Linked DNA regions of Homo sapiens: regions 2 and 3 are each linked to region 1. A link is a loop called in an ENCODE intact Hi-C map of the cell type or tissue named here. Cell type or tissue: endothelial cell of umbilical vein. All regions are shown on one strand.

Evidence for each region. A loop is a pair of places that touch in the nucleus more often than their neighbours do. Peaks named below come from ENCODE experiments on the same cell type or tissue, not always from the same donor. Only the 100,000 strongest peaks of a DNase experiment are listed, where the experiment ranks them.
Region 2: a loop joins it to region 1, with 4 times the contacts of the local background. A loop is called at or near these places in 4 of 110 quality-filtered maps.
Region 3: a loop joins it to region 1, with 6 times the contacts of the local background. A loop is called at or near these places in 5 of 110 quality-filtered maps.

The regions. Positions count from the first base shown.
Region 1 is chr12:65,821,135-65,829,134 of GRCh38, forward strand. It overlaps HMGA2 (high mobility group AT-hook 2), which reads left to right and starts at 3,349. Exons shown (of 5, transcript NM_003483.6): 1 at 3,349-4,247; 2 at 6,867-6,953. The coding sequence starts at 4,137. It also overlaps the pseudogene RPSAP52. RefSeq lists an enhancer at 4,469-5,076. In endothelial cell of umbilical vein, no CTCF peak of the experiment used is centred here; DNase peaks (open chromatin) are centred at 3,417, 3,937, 5,237, 5,907 and 4 weaker places; H3K4me3 peaks cover 4,428 bases; H3K27ac peaks cover 5,882 bases.
Region 2 is chr12:65,692,696-65,700,695 of GRCh38, forward strand. No RefSeq gene overlaps it. Among named protein-coding and RNA genes, the nearest start is that of MSRB3-AS1, 54 kb to the left of the region's middle. In endothelial cell of umbilical vein, a CTCF peak has its summit at 6,755; a DNase peak (open chromatin) is centred at 3,046; H3K27ac peaks cover 2,348 bases.
Region 3 is chr12:65,532,951-65,540,950 of GRCh38, forward strand. All of the region lies in intron 2 of MSRB3-AS1 (MSRB3 antisense RNA 1), which reads right to left. Among named protein-coding and RNA genes, the nearest start is that of LINC02454, 66 kb to the right of the region's middle. RefSeq lists an enhancer at 3,331-4,530. In endothelial cell of umbilical vein, no CTCF peak of the experiment used is centred here; DNase peaks (open chromatin) are centred at 821, 1,831 and 4,171; H3K27ac peaks cover 5,397 bases.

The DNA of each region.
Region 1 (8,000 bases):
TAATAACTACCAGAAGTCTATCATGAACAGAACACTACCTAGACAAGACTAGTGCAAAAAAAAAAAAAAAAAAAAAGAGGTGCTTGAAATGCTACCTGTCTTCTGGGAATATACATAAAATTTACATATAAGCATGTGTATTAATCTATTCTCACACTGCTATGAAGAAATACCCGAGATTGGGTAATTTAGAAAGGAAAGAGGTTTAATTGATTCACTGTTCTGCATGGCTGGGGAGGCCTCAGGAAACTTACAATCATGGCAGTAGGCAAAAAGGAAGCAAGACACCTTCTTCACAATGCAGTAGGAAGGAGAAGTATGAGAGCTGAGTAAAGAGGGGAGCCCATTATAAAACCATCAGATCTTGTGAACACTTACTCACTATCATGAGAATAGCATGGGAGAACCACCCCCATGACTCAATGACCTCCCACCGTGTCCCTCCCACCATACGTAGGGATTATGGGAACTACAATTCAAGATGAGTTTTGGGTGGAGACAGAGCCAAACCATAGCAGCATGTATACCACCAAAATAGAAAAGACACTACCTAGTATGTGATAACATAGTGCTAAGACACCTTGAATTCTAAGATACATCCCAAATTCCAAGATGTTAAAGATGAAAATACAATATATCTTAATAGTTTTCATACATATGTACTATATATCTAAGACAGAAATTTTACATGTGATATTCTCAATCCTAGTCTACTTATTTTTTAAATGATGTTATGGGTTTGCTAAATTAATTTTACCACCCACTAATGGGCTGACCTGATCTAAACACTAATCTACATCATGTGTCACAGATAATTAAAAACCTTGTTAACATATACAACCAAGGTGCTAATTGCTTAATTCTATGGTGGGTGCAGAAGAAGAAAAGACACAATTGAATATGGACAGAAACTACCTGGAAAGTTTTCAAATTGGAAAGAAGAATTGAGCCTTGAATACATGGGTAAAATATGGTGTGATAAAGAAGAGGCAGTGAATGGTTGAGAAACATAAACTGGGGGAAAAACCCTCAGATGTAAATGTAAAAAAAAAATTCCTTTCCTTAAAAATAAAATCTAACCATTTAACATTATTTTAAAAATATATGAGAATCCTTTTTGAATAGTAAAAGTCTCAATAATTTCAAAGATTACAACAAATTTTAATGTTTCACCTACAGAAAGTATACAGAATTCTGAAAAATTAAATACAGCTTCCAAAGAATGAAAATATATAAAATTGATTTAAGTAGAACTTGATACAATATTTGTTTTATACCCTTGTTATAAATTCAAAAGGGGTCAAATAGTCTAATAGCAAAATGATAGCAGCCTGAAAACAAGTGGCTGTATATTCCCCCACCCCCAATTTTTCTGTGCTTCTCTTATATTCAAAGATTAACGCAAAAACAAAATTTTGGAATCTGCTCTTTGCTGACCTCTGTACACGTTACCAAAAAAAAAAAAATCCTAGGATATAATGAGGTATACAGCACAAAACTGGCTGGCTGAACTCCTCAGTGACTCCCCTGCATTCACCTTCAGAATTTCTCTCTACTCCTGGCAAAAAGTGAGCAAACAACACAAACCCAAAAACCTATTTTGTACGTGTATGTGAAATGTGCACACCACAGTGCAAATATGTGATAGTTTTTAAATGTGCACGATTGGCAGTTAGGAAATGTCACTGTAATCGTTAGGTGAAACTTCAATCCCTTTGATGAAGATACCATCTTTGAGCCAAGCCCTGACAGAAAACCTTTGGTTCCTGTTAGACCCCTCCCTCCCCAGTCAGCTGCTGGGCTCCATCCGGAGGGATGGAGGCTCTCTCTCTCCATTACAGCTAAGCGTTCCCAGACCCAGCAGAAACCCTGGGTTCCTGCAGAGCACTCAACGTGCAGCAAAGTGTCCCAGCTCTGCAAAGGGCAGCTGGAAATGGATTTAAAATGGCAACGCGGACCAATCAGCGCTGCCGCGCCAAAGCAGACATTTACACGCGCCTCCTCCACATGCACAGCGGAACCTGGCGGTGCCTAACTCCTGCTTAGGGCTGCAAAGTAGGCGTTTTTATTCCACGGTGGTCTGTATCTTTGAAAAAAATAAATTCTTCCCCAGGTGAAAGTTTTTATTTTGGAATTAGTCCAAAATAATTTTGGGTGTGATGTGTGAAAATCTGAACCTAATTTTTTCAGAGTTTTGTGTTATTCAAGGATGAAAAGAGGTACATTTAAAAATGTACTCCACCTTTTAAAAACGGACTGTGGCCATTATGGTGTTCACATAACTCAGAACAGCCCAGGCCATAAAATTAGGACTTGGCAGAAAGAGAGTTCTCAGGCAGAAGGTTAAATCGAGGTAAACTGAAGGGAGAGTTGGGCAGTGAGTGCAATTGTGGTGTTAGGAATCTACAAGGTGCCCTTTACCCTGGGAACATCGGATTCCCGGGGAGGGGGATGGGGAGGGAACTTCGGTTGCCTCTAGTCTTTCCTGGAGAAAAAAGTTCAATGAAGAAGCTGGGGCGCTCTGTGTGTGCACATTGTTTGCATGTGTCTGCGAATGTGCATGTCTATCTGCGTGCCTGTGTGTATGTGTGTGTGTGTAAATGCGGGTGTTTACCAGCGCATGAATGCCCCCGTGTCCACGTGTATCTGCGTGCATGTGCTTACACGCGTGTTCGTGTGTATCTGCATGCATGTCTCCGTGTATGTGCGCGCTCGCCCGCCCGCAGGCTCTGTGGTGAGGGCATTCCGAGGCGGAGTACGGCTGTCAGGGGACCTCTCCCACTCCACTGCAGTCCCTTCCCACTCACAGTGAACCGGTGCGCTGCCTGAGGTGCAGCCTAGACGCTTCCTGCAAAGTGTTGGCTCGGCACGGTAGAGGCGCAGGTAAAGGCCAAGCCCCGAAACGTGGCTCCGGGACAGTCACGTTCCCGCGCCTTCCCAGGACAACTGCCCAGGGGTGACCTCGAGAGGCGGGTGGAGCTAGGCCCACGGCGAGCCAGCCCGGGATCCCCGGCCTGTCCCTTTAACCCCGCCGCCGGGCGGGAGCACGTGAGCGGGGCTCCGGGTGGCACCCGGGCGCCGCCGCCGCCGAGGCAGTTGTATTTCGAACGCTGCCTCTGGCTAGCAGCCAGGCGCCTTGGCTCGGCGGTCCGCCTGGCCTCCCTCCTCCTCATACTTTTCTTCCTGCGCAACCCCCTCCCCTTTATCCGCCCACGATTAGAGGTGGGCACTCCCCCCACCACCACCCCCTCCCCAAGCGCAAGCGCGTGCACGCACACACACCACACACACTCACACTCACACACACTCACACACACTCATCCCACTTGAATCTTGGGGCAGGAACTCAGAAAACTTCCAGCCCGGGCAGCGCGCGCTTGGTGCAAGACTCAGGAGCTAGCAGCCCGTCCCCCTCCGACTCTCCGGTGCCGCCGCTGCCTGCTCCCGCCACCCTAGGAGGCGCGGTGCCACCCACTACTCTGTCCTCTGCCTGTGCTCCGTGCCCGACCCTATCCCGGCGGAGTCTCCCCATCCTCCTTTGCTTTCCGACTGCCCAAGGCACTTTCAATCTCAATCTCTTCTCTCTCTCTCTCTCTCTCTCTCTCTCTCTCTCTCTCTCTCTCTCTCTCTCTCTCGCAGGGTGGGGGGAAGAGGAGGAGGAATTCTTTCCCCGCCTAACATTTCAAGGGACACAATTCACTCCAAGTCTCTTCCCTTTCCAAGCCGCTTCCGAAGTGCTCCCGGTGCCCGCAACTCCTGATCCCAACCCGCGAGAGGAGCCTCTGCGACCTCAAAGCCTCTCTTCCTTCTCCCTCGCTTCCCTCCTCCTCTTGCTACCTCCACCTCCACCGCCACCTCCACCTCCGGCACCCACCCACCGCCGCCGCCGCCACCGGCAGCGCCTCCTCCTCTCCTCCTCCTCCTCCCCTCTTCTCTTTTTGGCAGCCGCTGGACGTCCGGTGTTGATGGTGGCAGCGGCGGCAGCCTAAGCAACAGCAGCCCTCGCAGCCCGCCAGCTCGCGCTCGCCCCGCCGGCGTCCCCAGCCCTATCACCTCATCTCCCGAAAGGTGCTGGGCAGCTCCGGGGCGGTCGAGGCGAAGCGGCTGCAGCGGCGGTAGCGGCGGCGGGAGGCAGGATGAGCGCACGCGGTGAGGGCGCGGGGCAGCCGTCCACTTCAGCCCAGGGACAACCTGCCGCCCCAGCGCCTCAGAAGAGAGGACGCGGCCGCCCCAGGAAGCAGCAGCAAGTCAGTACGAGGGCGCGGTGGGGGCACCAGCCCACCCCGTCCCCACTGCCGGGGCCCAGACACGCGCGGGGCGGCCGGAGTGCGGGAGCCCAGTCGCCGCGGCCGTCGCACACTGCCCGCCGGCCGGCCGGGGGGAGCGGCGCAGACCCCACGAGTGCGCCGCGCGGCCCCGGGGCGCCAGCAACCCTCCGGGCGGGGAGGTGGGGAGCCGCGGCGGGCGGCCCGGGGAAGGCGGGAGGTGGGGTCGGGCGAAGCGCGTCCTCGGACTTTCGCTATTGTGCACGGCCCCGAGTGGCGCGGTGTCGCCCAGTGACTGGAAGCGACCGGGATCCGACAAACCCGGGCTCGCAGGCGCTTTCCGAGTTGCTTTTGCAACTGCCCGGGAGGAAGGAGGTGCCGGGGACCCGGGCGCTTCGGCCGATCTGGGCTGAAGGGGCTAGAGTCTTGGGGGCCGGAGGCTCTTTCTCCCGCCTCCCGGGGCTGCTCGCGGGTCGGGGGCTGGCGCGCCGCAGCCGCCCCCTTGGCGCCCTCCTCCAAGCTCTCGGTGGCCCAAGACTCGCGCCCTCCCGACAAAGAACGCATGGAGACCCGGCTGCCTGGTCCTTTTTGGGCTCTTTAAATATGCGGCGGCCGCCGGAGGGAGCCCGGGGCAGGGGCTACGGGGAGCCTGGTTCCCCGCAGGACGGGGTTAACTCGCCCAGCTAAGGGCGCGTTGAAAGGAGTGTCCAAGAGAGTGCAGGGTAGCCAGGGTCGCTTCCTTGTCAGGGGCCCGGTCCCCCTTTTGCCCCTGGATCTCGCGCCTCAGAGCTGCAGCCATTAAATGCTCTTCTCCAAGGCCAGTGGCCGGGGGTTGAGTAGGGGACGATCGAGGGGCGCCCGGGACCCTGCGGAGTGGAGGGTTTTGTCTGCGGATGCAACCAATTAAGCGTGCAGCCGGCGCTTGCAGAGCTGCGCTCAGCGCGCAGGGCTGGGGGTTTTGTTCGCTGTAATTTCCAAGCCGCGGCGGGCAGAGTTGGAGCGGGATATGTCTATTGAGAACATTTAAACTCCACTTTCTCGGGCTTTAAAACTTGCTCTCTGCTTAGTCTTAAATCGCTTCCTTCATGGCAAACACGCCGATTAGAAAATAATCCTAGAGTCCCAAAGTTGTCCGAGAGCAAGGTGGGGAAACTGAACAATGTTTGCTTGCCAGTGCATTTTAGAAAAATTGAGAGTTGTACCTTTTTGAAATCATCAAAGGAAACAAGCCGATCTAGAGGCCCCTGAGTTTTCCCGCTCTGCCCAAGCGACACTTTACACCGCATTTGAATCCTGTTTTACACCTCCCAGGAAGTCTCTGCCCTCCCCCACTTGTTTCCCACCCGCCACCCAGTTCTAACTCACTAATTGCCCCCCCTCCAAAAAAAAAAAAAAAATCCAAAAGAAATTACAATGGGGTCTGGAGGTGATTGGATACTTTACCTTTGAGTTAAGGCAGAGTTCACAAAGAAAGAAAAATTTGTCTCCGATGTGTTTGCTCTCGATGTGCCCACTGGTGCTAGTGGTCCCACAGAAGCTTGCAGGGAACCTTCCCGAATTCTCTAAATGGGATGCGAATTTTCATTGAGGACGTTCATGGGTTTTAAGTTAATTAGTCTCACTTAATCACCGAATCTGAATGAAATGTGAATAGATGATTCACTGGATAAATATTTGGGATCTGGAATATTAATCATCGCATTCTCTTAACCACTTGAGTATTTACTACTTGGCATAGGAGCCATTTAAAGTTTTGCTAAACCAAGTGATTGCTTCCATTTCTCATTCCCAGACACTCCATTCCTCCTCGCTTTTACCTCCTTTTAGTTTTCTCCACTCCACCCCCATAAGAGTTTTCTCAAAAGAAAGTTTTGAAGAAAATATGTTTATTTTTATCAAAAGATATTTAAATTTAGACTGGAGGCCATGCCTGCATCTCCAAAAGGAAGTGGAGAATTGAAGCAATTAACTAGATGATTCAAGCAAAACCTCCCACCATAGATTTACTATAATTATTTGGAAATTTTAGGGGGAATGGAGTTATTTTGAACTGAAGAACTTGAATAATTGCTCCAGTATTTCACTCAAAATGTGTCAGTTGAATCATAATCCACCTAGAAGGCAGGTATACAAAGATGATTAAAGGCCACCTTTTCAATATGGAAGATTGTTGAAATATCTGTGATGGTAGCTTCGTATTTCTGTTGTTTGAAATGCTAGTATAATGCAGAGTGGTGTTCGTTTAAAATGCCTATTATTCCTATGAGTTGCCAAATGCATAGCCCTGTAAACTTTACACCTTAAAAGTATATGACTTTCTTTCTAGAACATGCCTCTTCAGTCTTTGTTACCATTTTAGGTTTGAAGTAGAATCTAGTTTTCATATACAAAATAGAGTTTCCTCTTTGAACCCTTGCATTAAAAGTATAGTTATTTCCCCTTTCTGTAAACTCTGTACCATCATCATCCATTTATGCTTGAACTGAACGTGTTCCAACAGCTCTTTTGAGCAGCACATGCAGAAAATATAGCTAAAGAGTCAGGGTCAATTTCTTTCAGACATTCTTGCCACAACAGCATTTTTTTTTCCCTCACAATTAGGAACCAACCGGTGAGCCCTCTCCTAAGAGACCCAGGGGAAGACCCAAAGGCAGCAAAAACAAGAGTCCCTCTAAAGCAGCTCAAAAGGTGAGATTTCTCAAGTCAAGCTCTCCTAACTTCATCAATGACTGACTACAGGAGCCTGCCTGTAACTTTCCCATTCTAACTCCGCAGCCAGGAATTTGTCCCAACTGGGTAACACAAGACTCATTTCTTACATTTAACATTAGTTAGATGCGAGTTAACCTTTTTTGTAAGCAGATGCTCAGCATAAAAAGTTTATGAAGATACTTAACAGTGTTGTTTTTAAACAAACAGCCACCAAATAATTTGAACCTTAAAACGGGTAGAAGTGAGGAAGGAAGGGGTTGCGGGGGGGGCGGGATGAAAATGACACAATTAATATTTGCACCAGTTGTAAATAGTTAAAAACAAATCAAAACTATAGATTTTGCCTGGTGGTAAAGTTTTTGCAATTTCCTCTGAAAAATGATAAAGATTGATTTACTTTGTGCTTATTACATGGCTACTGCAAACCAAATCCCCCTATTAAAGTACTTTGCCAAATAGACGATAATTAGAAGTAAATCTAGTTGTGGGATAGTGGAAAAATTCCATGAATTTTGCAGCTTTAATTGTGATAATAAAGTATACTGTTTGTTTTACAATAAACCTGCAGTATAGTATATCATAATCTCAAAATGCCTTTTCATCAAGTGACATAGAAATGTCTGAATTGGACAATGAGACTTTTTAAAACAAGTATTTGGCTCATTTAATATCTCTTTTTGGGCAGAATGGAACCCAGTTAAGTGTAATATTCAGTGTTTATCTTAATAAGTTTAAACTTGCAGTTTAAGATAACTTCAGGTTGGCTGTGTTTAAGCTAGCAAAGAGGAACTATGTCAGGGTTAATGCATGTATAGAGAAGTACCAGTCACTTTTTTGACTTTATAAATAAATTGGAAAAAAAAGTTTCTGCGTTGTATTTGTAGGTTTGTGTAGTAATTGAGAACAAAGTTTCAAAAATCAGAACTAAATTTGGATATACCTTTTCACCGGTTTTGGGTACTCCATGTACAGTATTTGTTAGAAAGGACTATATGCTCATCGTTTGGGGATTAATGTTTTGTG
Region 2 (8,000 bases), 130 kb before region 1:
AGCAGGTGTCTCGCATGATGGAGGCAGGAGCAAGAGCAAGAGCAAGATCAAGACCGAGGAGGTGCTACACACTTCTAAACAACCAGATCTCACAGAACTCACTCACTAGACAAAGACAGTACCAAGGTGGGTGGTGCTAAACCATTCATGAGGGATCTCCCTTATGATCACATCATCTCCCACCATGTCCCACCTCCAACACTGGGAGTTACATTTCATTATGAGATTTGGGTGGGGACACACATCCAAACTATATCATATATCCTCTTTGATTTATATGATACAAGCTACAAATTGCCAGCCAAAAAATAGTTGAGCCAAAGTATCCTTCCCAATATGACTGATTTAAAAGGAACAGAGTGCCTCAATTTAATGTGCTGCATTATGACATAACTTCTTATGAAGTCCAGATTTCTCACACTTGCATATCTCTAAGAAAAAAAGAAAACTTAATTTTATGAGTGATACCAAGCCAGTTAAAAGAAAGCTAATTATATTAGTTTCCTGTGGCTGCTGTAACAAATTCTCACAAATCGGGTCACTTAAAACATCAGAAATTTATTTTTGTACAGTTCTGGAGGCCAGAAGTCCAAAATACTTTGACCAGGTTTAAGCCACGATGTCAGCAGGACTGCATACCTTCTGGAGGCTGGAGGGAAGAACCGTCTGCCTGCCTGTTCCAGCTGCTGGAGTTGCTCTCCTTGCTTCCCTTGGCTCATGAACTTTTCCTCCATCTTCAGAGCCAACAGCGTAGCATCTTGTTTCATTGCCTTTTCTTCTGTCTCTCGTCAAATCTCCCTCTATTTATTTATTTGTTTTGATAGAGTCTTGCTCTGTCACCCAGGCTGGGGTGCAGTGGCACAATCTTAGATCACTGCAAACTCCGCCTCCCAGGTTCAATCAATTCTTCTGCCTCAGCCTCCCTAGCAGCTGGAATTACAGGCATGCACCACCACGCCAGGCTAATTTTTGGTATATTTTTTGTATTTTTAGTAGAGACAGCGTTTTACCATGTTGGCCAGGCTGGTCTCAAACTCCTGACCTCAGAAGATCCACCCACCTCGGCCTCCCAAAGGACTGGGATTACAGATGTGAACCACTGCCCCCAGCCAAATCTCCCTTTTAAAAGAATATTTGTGATTTCATTTAGGGCCCATCAGGATAATCCAGGATAACCTCCCCATCTCAAGAAACTAAACTTAATCCCATCTGCAAAGTTCTTTTTATCATACAAGGTAACTTTCACAGGTTCCAGGGATCAAGACCCAGGTCACTTGTTGGGGGTTATTATTCAACCTACCACAGTGATAAACACATGACTTAAATAGCAGGCTGGTGGCTTGAAGTTCTAGTTTTAAACTGGGAATAAGATAGAGGTAATTACACTAATAATTGCCAACTTTCTAAAATCTGAATGCCTGAGAAATACAGATAAGTAAAGCAAAAAGCAGTTATGACTACCTTTTTGATAACCTTAAGTCATCACATATCCACTTCCTTATCTTGAAAATAGAAAAACAGACACCAGGTATCTCTTCTATTATTCCTAATGTCAAAATAGAAATATTTGCAACAGGCTTGCCGTCGCCAGTTGTAATCACTAATATAATTGAGGATGCAACCATTTCTTCCTCTTTTTTGTTCTCCAAGATCAGAAATCTCTATAAGATTACTATTTGGGCTTTCACAATCCACTATTTATATCGTTCTCAGTAGTAGATGGGGAGGATGAAAGGACAGGCAGGTCCAATTTCCCTTCCTCTTTAACTTGAATATATGATAGTTTTACTTATTTGTCACTCACTCCCATTTTAAAACATTTTTATTAAATGTGGGTGATAGACTGTACTTAAAACTTTGCTTTTCATTTCAGCCTCTGCTATGTAAATCAAATTAATGATGGACCCAGTTAGCTGAATAGTTAGAAGAAAACAGATTTTGTGGAACATTCAAAAATTTCTTGCTTTTTGCAAACAGTGCAGAAGAATGATTAACAATAAACACTGTTGCATACTCCATAAACTCAGTATGTACTTGATTTGGTAAGTTGGCCCTACCAACTATTCTTGATTCATGCTCATGAATGCTGAGAGATTTAACTTTCCTCAGTCTGGTTTATAACTCCTCAGGGAAAAAACTTAGACAGTTATTGCTATATGTTGAAAACTACAATTGGAGCCTTCATTATCTGCCGCCCACCCCCAACCACAACTTAATAATATGTAAAAGAGATGGATCTTTGAGCAAAAGATTTCTAAGAACTTTCTAAACTGTAAGTTTTATGATTATCTGTTTTCATGTTTGTTGACAAAAACAAAACAAAACAAGAGAAGAGAAACAATGATGAACACACATTTCTTCTTTGTGTGTGAACCACTTGCCTTTGTTTTGGCTTGGAATGGTCACTCTTGATGACAGATCCAGCCTCATATGTCACATTCTTGCCACTGTCTCTACACTTTCCATTGAGATTGTCATTGACAGAGTGACATACCTGGGAACCGCACCAGTTCCCAGAACCATAATTCTAAATTCTGCCAGACCATCCTGCAGTCTCTAAATTCCAATGGACGTTTTGTAAGGTGAGAAACCCTCTCTCCTTGAGATTTGTTTACTTTGCAGTTAGTGATGGTAAGGGAGTCCTTTGCAAACCATTTGCTTGGAATTTAAATGTATAGTATTGCTGACAGAGTGCTGAAAATTCATCACATGGTGTACTTAGCATTTTCTTTCTCTAAGGGTATGGAATGGGGGTGTCCCTTCCCTGCTGTCCCTCCCAGTTATTCTGGCTATGAGCAGAGTATCCCTATGATGACTCAGCCCAAGCCCTGCCATCCTCTGCTGCCATCCAGAAACTGGCTCACAAGGGCTCCCTCACCACGGGTTTGTTTGGAGGGCTCACTTCCAAAACAAAGATTAAAATGCCTTTTCTCTTTAATAGTCTCACTGAACACTATTGCTTGTTAATGTTCAGACACTAATAGCACTGGAAAGAGTCGTTCCTTGTGTCAACTCATCAAGTAGTCTAAACAAGCCTGTTGGAGGCTGGCCAGTTCTGGCCAGTCATTGACCACAGACATGATCTAGAAGGCTATTACAACTTGTGGAAGTGAGAGGTAGCTCTGCTTCCTGTCTAGCCCACTTCCCAGGGATTCTCCCCAGAACCACTGGACTTTGAGGCCAGTGGGGGTTGATACTCAGCTATAGACTTCAGATATACCTTATTTTTTAGCACGAAAATTGAGATGTGTGTAAAAGCTTCAGAAAGGCCAGAAAGAAGAGGATTATCTGAAGTGATGCTTGGCAGCTGGAAGTTTATAATTTAGTTCTGTGGTTAGAGAGTACTGATAGTTTTTGTCTTACTTGTGTTTTTGATGAATGGGTGGATTTGTGAGAGTTCTCTTTTTTGGATGATTGTGGTGCTTGTTCAGGGATATATCTCTGGTCTTCTTTGGATTTGCCATGTTTATCCCAGCCATATACTTCCTCTACAAAAAGAGCTTTATGATTATTTCACATCAATAAGATGTGTGAAGATAGGTGAAGAAAAATCTTCAAATATGCCCTTCTTGCAGTAGCAAAGAACAAATGAAAAGAAAGTAAAAGATTATATTGGGAAATGTTTGCCATGTTGTGTTTGCTTTCTAACCCTGGAGTATTCCTCAGGGCAGGGGAAAATGTGGTTATACATGTTACATTGCATCTGAGATCTAATTCTTGCCTCATTATTTATTTATAAACCTTTTATTAATCATTGACTCTGTGCCAGGAACCATGCTAGATGCCAGAGATTCAAAGATGAAACAACCTGGTCCTTCCCTCTCTGGAGTACACACACTTGAAATGAAACAATTGCTGTCTATGATGGAGGGATGTAGACAGTATGAAACAGAACACCTAGGAGAGCCTGGGATGACTTGATTAAGAAGTTTCTATTTGAACTGAAACTTGAAGGACTATGGGGATTTGTTGGACAAAAAAAATCAAGAGAATGGAAAAAGGGTGAGTGAGGCCGCAGCCAGAGCTACAGAGGCACTAGAGCAGGGGTGGGCATGGAGACCAAGGGAAATCCAGGTCCTCTCCTCTCCTGGGCAGAGGCTTGGAGGGAGACAAGACTAGATAGACAAGCAGGATCCAAGTCATTCAGTGCTTTGTAAATCACATTTAGATTTTACTCTTCATCTAATGGTAGATGACTGAAAAGTTCCAAACAGCAGTGACATGATCAGATTTGCAGGTGAATAAAAAATCACAATGAATGTATATACAATGGGATCCACTTGTCATCTGGCATCTGGTCATTATAGCTGATCAGGACATAGAGAAAAAACTATCTTTCTCTCCATCTGTCTTTCTTTCTCTATCGTGATCCATAATGGATTTAAGAAGGTTTTCAAATCTTACTTCCAGGTTTATGCAAGCCATGGAGAAGTTTATTGAGGCTTCCCAACATTTTATCTTTGTGTTGGTGTCACTAATTCTTTTTTCTCTTGATGCTTTCTCCCCAGAATCCTATGATGCCTTGCTATTTTTGAGCACTCAGTGATTTAAGGTTTTTTTTTTTTTTTTTGAGACAGAGTCTCACTCTGACGCCCAGGCTGGAGTGCAGTGGCACGATCTCGGCTCACTGCAAGCTCCACCTCCCGGGTTCACGCCATCCTCCTGCCTCAGCCTCCTGAGTAGCTGGGACTACAGGCGCCCGCAACCACACCCGGCTAATTTTTTTGTATTTTTAGTAGAGACAGGGTTTCACCATGTTAGCCAGGATGGTCTAGATCTCCTGACCTTGTGATCCGCCCGCCTCGGCCTCCCAACGTGCTGGGATTACAGGCGTGATCCACTGCGCCCGGCTGACTTAAGGCTTTTAAAACTGTACTCAAACATAAAGCTGTGATAATTAAAATAATATGACATTAATACAAGATTAGAAAGAGATCAATGGAAGATGTAGTTGATTCATAATCAGTGTAAAAACTTAATAAGTTTTACACTTAATATGTGTAAAAACATAATAAGAAATAAATACCACAAATTAATATTTTATGAAAAATCATAATACAAATTATTAAGGAATAATAAAGGTCAATTTCATTAGTAATCTAAAAGGACTAATTAAAGCAAAATTAAAATAAAAGGTACTGACTATCAAGCAAGCAAAATTAAACATAATGCCTATGAGGCATAGATGAGAAAGATATTCTCTTATTCAATGAAAGGATGCAACCTTTCTCGAAAGGCTTTAATGTATTAAAATTTGAAAAAAAATGTTTATATCCAGGCCGGGCGTGGTGGCTCACACTTGTAATCCCAGCACTTTGAAAGGCCAAGGCAGGGGAATCACTTGAGGTCAGGAGTTCGAGACCAGCCTGGCCAACATGGTGAAACCCCGTCTCTACTAAATAAAAAAATTAGCCAGGTGTGGTGGCACATGCCTGTAATCCCAGCTATGTGGGAGGCTGAGGCAGGGAGAATTGTTTGAACCCAGAAGGCAGAGCTTTCAGTGAGCCTAAATCATGCCACTACACTCCAGCCTGGGCAACAGAGCAGACTCTGTCTAAACAAAACAAAACAAAACAAAACAAAACAAAAGAGAGTGTTTACACCCTTGACCTTGTGATTTCATGGAAAAGTTTCAAGAACAAATTCTAAGAAAAAAAAGTGAAGAATTTGACAAAAATTTGTGCACAAAGATGTTCATTGCAGCATTATTTATAACATCACACATTTTAAGGACAGGTAGTTTATAAAATTAATGATACCAATAGTCACTGTCTTCCAAAGAGATGAATATTTACTGAGCTTCTACTATGAACCAATAATTAATTATCTCATGCAATCTTCCCACACAACAAACAGATTAGGTAACTAAGACTGAGGGTTTAGGTAAGTTGCCCAAGACCACACAATTTTGGTGCTGACCCAGGTCTGACATCAAAGCCTTGTTCTGTTCACTACACCTCACTACCTCTATTTATAACTGTGTGTCAATTGTTTGCTTATGTGTCAATTGTTTGCTTAAAAAAAATCTATAAGTGGCCGGGCGTGGTGGCTAACGCCTATAATCCCACTATTTTGGGAGGCTGAGGTGGGCGGATCATGAGGTCAGGAGTTCGAGACCAGCCTGGCCAACATGGTGAAACCACATCTCTACTAAAAATACAAAAATTAGCGAGGCTTGGTGGCACATACCTGTAGTCCCAGCTATTCGGGAAGCTGAGACAGGAGAATTGCTTGAACCCGGGAGGCGGAGGTTGCAGTGAGCAGAGATTGTGCCAATGCACTTCAGCCTGGGCAACAGAGCCAGATTCCATCTAAAAAAAAAAAAAATGTATAAGCTCCATTTCTGTTCTGTTTTTCCATCCTCCCAGGAAACAAGAGTTCTGCTTTCAGATTTCTGTGATGTGAGTTGGGGAGCTAATGCCTACAGTTTAAACAGTCAATAAATTCATTCAATTTAGATCATTCATTTCCCAAGAAAAAATAGTTTGCCATAGAATGCAATGTTCCTCCTGGGAATCTCCTCTCTCTTACTCTTGGAACAAATCCAGGGGAGACAAGCACTTAAAACACTGACAACAACATAGATAGGATCTGTAGTAAATATTAGCTAGTCCATTTATGTATAGTGTTTACAGTTATTTAAAGGGCTACCTCTTCTAATGAATAGCCAGTTTCTCTGATTTAAGGAAGTACAGTATTGTCAGTGCATTGAACATAGAGAGAGAACACTGTCTAGTGGCAGAAGCAGAGGACTACAGTTATTTCCCAACATTCAGTAGCTTGACTCAGTCTTTAAAGAGGCACTGGTTGGCTTAGGTTTTCGTAAGAATGGAAAGCGTAAGTGGAAAAAACAACCATCAGCATCAGTTTCAAATGTTCATTAGCCCACACTTGCAAATTGCCAAGAAACACATTGCAGGAACACCAAATGGTAGCAGTCAACTAAAAGGTCATAAAATAAATATCATTCGTTTGCCTTCTACTTATATTTTCTTACTTTGAAGATGTTTCTCACATTGGTTTTAATTATTATACCATGTAATGTACTATTCTGCTATTTTTAGATACAACCATTGGCTAGTTTCAGCTGTGAACTTCTAAATAGCGGCAAGCAGAAAAGTCATAGAAAAATCTCTCCTTTCTTGCTCTCTCAATCTTTATTTACTCCCTCTCCTTTTTTCTTCCCCTCTGCAAAGAGTGCAACTGTGATTGTATTTTATCAAGCCCAAGATAATGCTGCTTATAAGACTCATCCATAGATATAATAAAAAGAGAAAAGTATGCCAATTAAATGACACAAGGCTTTTTTTAACTTAGAATTTTTATTTTGTACTTAGTGAAAGAATTCCTTTAAGCTTACTGAGACATAGATATTTCTTTATCATGTATCACTCTTGTACATAGGTAAAAAGGGAAATACAAACAAAATAAATAGACTAAGCTATTCCTAAAGCTATTTTATTCATAATTTAACTCTTCCTAGTCATTTTTTATTCAGATTTTTAAACTGACACATAATAATTGTGCATAAATGTGAAGTATAAGTGATATTTTAATACATCAGTATGATGGATAAAGATCAGTTTGGGGGAATCAGCATATCCATCACCCCAAACATTTGTCATTACTTTATATCAGGAACAATTAAACATCCTCTCTTTTAGCTATTCTGAGATATACCTTATTATTAACTATAGTCACCCTGCTGTGCCACAGTACAGTAGAACTTATTCTTCCTACCTAACTACCTAAGGTATAACTTCCTACCTAACTATAATGTTAGTACCTGTTAACTAACCTCTTTCTCAATCCTCCCATCTACCCTTCCCAGCCTTTGGTAACCACTATTTTACTCTCTACTCTCTACTTTTTTTTTTTCTTTTTTTGAGACGGAGTCTCACTTTGTCACCCAGGCTGAAGTGCAGTGGCGCTATCTCAGTTCACTGCAACCTCTGCCTCCTGGGTTCCAGCGATTCTCCTGCCTCAGCCTCCCAAGTAGC
Region 3 (8,000 bases), 290 kb before region 1:
TCCTCCCCCAGCCTGCCTCTAGGTAAATGTGTGTATTTAACTAAACCACAACCACAAAGGCTCATGAAATTTTCCTGGAAGCCAATTAAAGCAAGGAGAGTCATAGTAGTAGATAGTATTAAGCCATGTACCAATTCTTTTTGGCTTACAAGTGCCGGAATTGCTTGTTTATACATTAAGAGCAAAAAAAAAAAAAAAAATAGACTGTAGTCTTTTCTCTTAATTGCTGTAATTATACTTGTGCCACCCACAAGAGAGGCCATTGATCTCATTTCTAAAGGGCAATTGTTGTAGCCTGGCTCTTCTGAGAGCTTTACAAAGTTTTTCTCATTTTCTGATTACCACTGGCGTATTGAGCTGCCAGTAGAAATGTATTTTCTCCCTGGTGCATTTCTCCCTCCTCCCCACACTCTCTCTCTCTCTCTCTCTCTTTCTCTCTCTCTCCCTCCCTCCTCCTGTCTCTGCTGCTGCTGGGTAGTTACCAGGAAGAGCTCACTTCCTCCTTCCTCAGGATCAAAAGGGATTGCAATTTCTGTGATCAATTGTGTGTGGTTAGACATTCTCAGAATATCCTGAATGTGGAAGTACTCAAAAGCCCATAATCTGGATAATAGTCGTCTGTGCTGGCCACATCCCTTAGGAAAGGCTCGAGAAACCTGGGTCAAAAAATTTACAAACTTTTTTGGCTCATTCGCATTGTGCGTTGAATTGGGCGAAGCATTTCCTTCGGGCTACCCGATACACAGCAATCTGAAGTATTATTGTGGCCTTCTACGCTTATCCTTGGAAGTCCTGCCTGAGTCCTTTCCCTGTGTAATCGTGAAGGAATGCTGTTCCAAAGACATGGGGTCAGAAGGGTGCAATAAATCAATCCAGATACACCCCTAATGAATGGCAAATTAAACAGCATTTGTTTTAAGTTCATAGGTCCTCTTGGAAGATGCCTTTTTAGTGCAAGCAAAATTCCTGGGTTGCAGGTATGAAAAGCTATGGGGGGTGGGGTGTGGAGGGCTCATAGTCTCTGGGTCGTTTTAGCCACCGTTTTTAAAAGTGCCAAAAATATCCCCAAAGTGAGTTTGCCCAGCTAACTCTGAATGTGCAGTGCTTTCTGCAGCCCTTACCCTAAGACAGAATTGTCTGATTGCTGTGGATTCTGGGGCGACCCAGACCCTTGCTCATTGGGTTTCCCCCTTGCTCATTCAGGTAGTGCTGCTGGGCTGGATAGGTGTTTTTGAGAACCCGCCATCCTCAAGGCTGCAAAGATTGAGCTAAAACAAATCTTCCAGTCACATACAATTCTAGCAGAATCACGGAGACATGGCCTGTGGCATTGAGAAGATTAAATTACCAAGCCCGCTGTGCCCCCTCCCCCAAGTAACTGGAATATACTTGTTAGAGCTGCATCAGAAAGAACAGAATAGCCTTTAGTCTTCCACAGCCCCTAAGCATTTTGGTAATAAATAATAAAAGGTATTTATTACATGTTACAGTGACATTGTGGAATTCAAATGCAGTTAACCATAACATTTTCTTCCTCAAATGTTAAAAAGAAAGAAAAAAGTATTAGGAGTGGGGAGGCAGGACAGCGGGAGCAGTGGCTTTAAAACCTGAGGAATGTGGTAAAGAGAGCCTTGTGTGTTTTTTATAGTCGTAGAATGGGGGTAGAAAGTGGGGAGAAAACATGGGCAGGAAGTCAGGGGATTAGGGCTGCAGGCCTGTCGGTGCCACTGTCTGGCTTTGCTACCTTGGTCAGAAGGACTACCCTTGCTCCATCGCAGCTTCGAAGTTATCATCAGATAAAAGGGTTGAGAGCCTTCCTGTTTTATCAGCTGTTTATTCAGTTCTCTCAAAAGACCTCTGCGTCAGGCTTCCCTGAAGTTCAGTGGTACACTCTTCTGAACCATGCTTCCTTTCAACCAAAAGGGGCCAGGCACAGTCTAGGTAATGGACAAGGGACGAAGAAACAGGCCCTGTGTTTCCCTTGCCTCAATTTACCGTGCTGTGGACTGGACAGAAAAGTCTTCCCTGGACTGACTCCCCACAGAGCTACAGGAAGCATCTGGCGGTAGAGGGTAGTGGCTAAAAGCATAAGCTCAGAGTCAAGTTTCGGCTTGGGTTCTAGCCCCGGTCACCTGTAACCATATCTTCTATTACACTGGGACCTTGAGCAAGTTGTTTAACTCTCTGAGCTACAGAGTCCTTATCTGGAAAATGGTGTATTGTATCTAAAAATGAATGACAGGACCTAGCATAGTCCTTGACACATACACTCTCAATTAATGGTAGCCAAAGAAATGAGCAATAATAAAAATGTTTCCTAGGCCTTAGTTTTATGCTAGTAACTACGGGTAAATGATGGCTGGGAGTAGGGAAGAAGAGTGCCTTATTTATATGTAGGAGCCTCTGGCAAGCGCACATGAGCTGTTCTGGGTGCTGGCTGGGGAGGTACCACAGCACATCTTAGGAGCCATGCCTGCATTTAAGGAAGGACTGCAAAGGCAAGAAGCAGGAATGAGAGACCTCTTGGAAAAAGATGTGGATTTTACATTCATTCATTCATTCATTCATTCATTCATTCATTCATCTAGCACTGAGGAGCTATTGCAGTTGTGGCTTTTGGTTACTTGTTCATGTGTCAGACCTTTGCTAGCAGGATTACAGAGATGAATGGCACCATCCTTGCCCTCAGAGAACTGACAGTCTAAAGTTCTAAAAGCAAACTGGCAGTGACAATAGAAGATGCTAAGTCTGAGGAAGGTAAGCACAGGGAACACGGGAGGTGGGGTGACTGTTCTGATTTGTCCAGGACTATCTTGATTTTAACACTAAAAGCCCACATTCCAGGAAGTCTTTCTGTCCCAAGCAAACAGACAGTTGGTCACCCTAGTGGGAAGAGTCAGAGGAGTGGCAGCACCTGAACTAATCTTGCCAAGTCAGAGAGGGCTTCTTGGCAGAAGGGATGGCCTACAAGGAAAGTAGGAATTAGCCAGGCAAGGATGTTGATGAATTGGAGGTGGAGTGGGTCTTAAGTAGAAAGAACCGCACATGCAAAAACCTAGAAGCAGGCAAGACCATGAGGAAGTGGGGAACCCTGGGGAGAGAAGGTGGAAGGCCTTTCTTTGCAGTGGACAGCCATTGCCCTCCAAATATGTTCCTCTTCTCCTTGATCTCTCCTCTGACTCATGTTGATTGAGAATGTAGATCGGCAAAACTGTGGGAGATGCTGTCTAGGCAACTCTCACATTAGAAGGGAGAAAAGAAGATGAATTTTTCCCAAGGTCCCTTTCAAGTCTTTGATTCTAAACCAAGAATACACCCCATCAGGCCATCCACAAGGGAGGTGTTCACTCTGTGTATAAGATAAATAGCCTACACCTTCCCTATGTATGTCAGCTGCCTTGAAGAGTGACACAAGTCATCACACAGTTGATTTGGCAGCAATGATATGTCCATCATAAATGCACCAGCATGGATGTGTTTGCTGGGCCACCACCAGCTGGCTGAGCCACCGTGGAGATGAAAGTTTAATTATTTTGTTTTTCTAAGTAAAAAAAAACCCTTTCCTGGTGAGGCATCACACCCTTTCCATTGCTCATGAAGACCTAGAGAACTAGCTGGAGTTCGTTTTTTCCCCATTATTCCCTAAATGTTGCTGTAAAGAATGCTCTCTGACGTGACTTGTTTCTGTATTTTACAGAGCCTATTCTGTTAATATGAACAGTATTAAGTCAAGAGGGTACCTGTTTTGCTTTTCAGCACTTCTTTCCCAATGTGAATCACTTTGGGAAAGGTGATTTCTAGATTGTTAATCCTTTAGGTATGTGTTTCATCCTCTAATATCAGGCTGGCATAGACACACTGGGAAAAAAATGAAAATAAAAACTTAATGTCTTTTCTATAGCCTGTCCCAGAGAAGAAAAGAACGCAGGGAGGAAGGAGTCTTGACATCACTTAATAAAGCTTTATGAGTAACTCCTTTACTACCCTAGATAACATTGCTAATGCATATTGCTCAATGAAAGAAAATGTCCCAGGCTATGCTTTACAACAGGCAGAAAACTTTGAGCTGTCTTGCCAATGCTTTATACTAAGTGCCAAATCCTTATTTCTTTCTTAGGCATTTATTGTAATAACATGAATCATGATGCATCACTCTGGTATTCGTGTGGCTGCTCAGTGTTAAGTCCCCAGGACCTCCATGGAGTTGACTTTATTTGGTTTTCCACTTCCGCTTCTGAGTGAGAGCCACATGAACTCAGACGTGAAGGCTCACAGGAGCTCAAGTGGGCGGACCTTTCTGTTGCTGTTTTGGTCTGCCTGTACTCAGCGGTTGTGGTATGTGCAGACCTGAACACTTGAGGGGACATTCAGCTGGAACTACCCCCATTTCCTGTAGTTTCCACTAAAACAAGAGACTTAGGATGATGTTCAGGATTGCTCAGACAGTTGCAAACCTCTGGGGCACTTGGAAGAAATGTGGCTATTAATAGAATTTTTGAGCATTGACGTATATGTTTTCTAACTTCCCATATATAATCCTGAGAGTGGGGCTGGATGTTAAACCCTGGAAGTAGGGAGTTTCCAGAAAACCATTCAGGATATCAGTGTCAGGTTTCTGACTTGATGAAGAGTTTGGATGAGTGGCTTCTAGATACAAAGGTTAATAGTGTCTGTTTCAAAGCCTAAATGGAATGCTGTGCTCATCTCCAACTTTGTGAATGTTCAACTGGCACGGTCAATTTATTCACTTTGAAAGTCTTAACCGTGCTGGTGAACCAGCAGGAGTGCTGTTAGGAATATTTAACATAAGCAAAAAGGAAAGGTAATGAACATTGAGAGCAATTGAAAGGACGATCCTGTGAAAAATATGTGACCTTACCTGAGTGTCTCAGCTGAGTATCAGTCCAGCAGAGCACCAATCACTTGCAGTGGCTGTGGCAAAGACACTGATGGCTTATTCATTGATTTGTACAATAAATATTGTGCCCTCACTACATGCCACTTACTCTGCTAGGCATTGGAGATACAATGCTGGACAAAACCAGACATGCTCCTGTCCTTCCAAACTTAACAATTTGATCTGAGAGACAGATATTAATCAAGTAGTCACATAAAAATACATAAAATGTCAACCTTGACAAGGAATTGGACAAGGTACTATGAAAGGCCTTGACCTAGTTGGGGATATAATGATTGGGCTGAGACTTAAAAGATGAGAAGTAATTAACTAGGATACCACAGGCAGGAAGAGTGCTTCAGGCAGAGGGAACAGCTCGCACATGTGAAGTTGAGTGATTCACCCAGTCATACAATTAATAACTAGTAGAGTCAGAGATGGGTGAAGAGCTCCAGGGGTCTCAGTTAGGAGTCTTACTAGCCCTATCTAATAGAACTTTTTGCAATAATGGAAATGTTCTATAGCTATGCTGTTGGATACAGGTAGCCATTAGTTACATGTGGCTATTAGCTCTTAAACTGTGTTTAGTGTGATGAGGAACTGAAGTTTTATTTAATTTTAATTAATTTAAGTATAAATAGCCAAATGTGGCTACCATATTGGAAAGCACAGATCTATATGAACCAAGTCCTGAACTAGCCCAAGCTACACAGGGCAGAAGGTTACTAAAGAGGAGAGGAAATAATTTTTTTTTTCTGAGATAACGATAAGCACATTGACCTGGGGGCTTCATTCATTCACTCTCACTCAAAAACATAAATTTATTGGGTACTCACCATGTGCCAGGCACTAGGCTAGCCCTGGAGCTTCTCTGATTGGCAAGACCAATCTCCCACTCTTGAGGTATTCAGAGTCTGGTGAGAGCAGAAACACTCATAGTAGTAATAGCAATACATTGTGATTGAATTGGCAGGACTTTGCTTTTTTAGGGTTGCTTACAATGGGAAGAACTGAGGGGTCATTCTTCTCTAATCTCAACCCTATAGGCAAAGGTCATGGTTTCTAAATTCCAACTGCTCCATACTCCAAGGTCTTCAAATAAAGAGGGAGGGCTTTAGTATAACACACTAAACACTTTAAAAAATCTCCCAAATTCAGTATACCAGTATAAAAAAAGAAGTGGATTTGCATTTTCATGTAGGCCTTGCATGCCTCTTCATTTGTAGGGCATCTATTGCTGAGTTTGGGGAAGTTGGGCCCCACCAATTGAAATTCTTTATAAATAGGTCATGAGACTTTTACTCAAGGATCCAGTAAGTGACATAGAATTTTAGTCAGAGCCAAGCTGTATTTTCGTGGGACTTTCAGGCATTGACTTTTGCTTCTCACACAGGCTAAAAAGGGAGCTAATAACTTTTACATATTTTCTAAAAGCACTTTCTCACAAGCAGTGGCTGTTCAAACACTTCAAACACTTAAACCTTCCTGCTATTACACACAGAATGCCAACAGTTATTACATCATTGTAAAAAACACTTCCTGATACTCAATTATACTCATTATGCCTAAATATTTAATTCCTGCCAATACCCAATTTAAATCGTCACTTCAAAACAATTTGTTTCCGATTATTGGGATCTACTAAATTACCTCCTCAAACCTATCACCTGAAAAAACATTAAGTGCCAGGGAGAATAAAAAGACTTTCCCTGTTACGAACTCAGGACACTTGCCCAGGGAGCTTCTCCTTATGGCGCACTGGTTTCTACAGAGTGTTCTGGCTTACAGCTTGTCCCTGCATCTTGGAGACCCAAGGAGGAAGAACCCAGATGTGTGCCCCACTGACCGAGTTTGTCACAACTATGACTGCTCAGCAAAATTAGTGGGTGTGGGTTGTGGAGTAAAAAATAACAGAAGCAGAGGCTTACTCAAAATACACTTAATGAGAACCATCTAGGGGGATGGAAATCCATATTTTTTAAAAATATCTCAAAGGATTCAGAAATGATTGGTTAACAGACTAGAAAATACTATTGTTTTCAATTAGCATATTTTACCCTGTTACATTTATGACATAATTTTCAGTGTGAAGTTTGTCAATGTCTCTTTTTCCTCTGAATTAGACAAGTACCTCAGGACTTCTTAAGACCAAATTGACTCTCCCTCATCTGTATTATTGCTGATAGGGCATTGCATTTCCACCAACAATGCTTACCTAAATTTCTCCATATGTTTCTTTTTTCATCAATGCTTCTTGCACTTCATTCTTTTTTTCTGGGTTAAATTTTGTTCCTGCTAAAATATATCCTTTGGTATTTCTTTCCATGAAGGCCTTAGTAGTAAACATTTTTAGTTTTTTGGAAGTCTGAACATATCTTTATTTTTGTATCATTTAAGAGTGAAACTTTAACAGATTATAAAAAGCTAAAATAATAATCATATCCCATAAGCACAGAGAAGATATTATTCCATTGTCTTCTGGAATCCATTGTTGCTTATGAGAAGTCATCTGTTAATAATCTAATTATCTTTCCTTTAAAGGTAATTTGTCTTTTCTTTCTGGTAATATTTATCTTTATTTTCATGTAGTGTGGTTTCAGTGATATGTGTTTAGGTTCAGATTTGTGTTTAATTATCATTTGCGGATTCCATGTTCTTTTTCAACTTAAGGATTTATAATTTTCTTTAAGTTTGAAAATATTTCTACCATTGTCTAAAAATACCTCTTGCCCACATGTTGGGTTGTTCATTCTATCTCCATATCTTTTTATCTTCTCTTTTATATGCTTAATGTCTTTATCTCTTTGAAAAGTGTTTCCCTGAGGGAAAGTTAGTAAATTAGAGGTAAATGTCAGGAGGTCACTTTGCTGTTTTACTCATATATTCAGGCTCTAAAGTATTTTTAGTGAATATATTTTTCATTACTAGAACCTATATTTGCCATTTAAAAAAAATCTCCCTTTTTTTCAAAGAATTTTTTGCACATTTCTTTCTTTTTCTGTTGAATATTTTTTAAATGCATATTAAAAATCTCTTTCTGATTTCTCAACTATTTCTATTCTTGTGCATTTGCTCAGAGTCTTTCATGGAAGTTTGTTTTCTT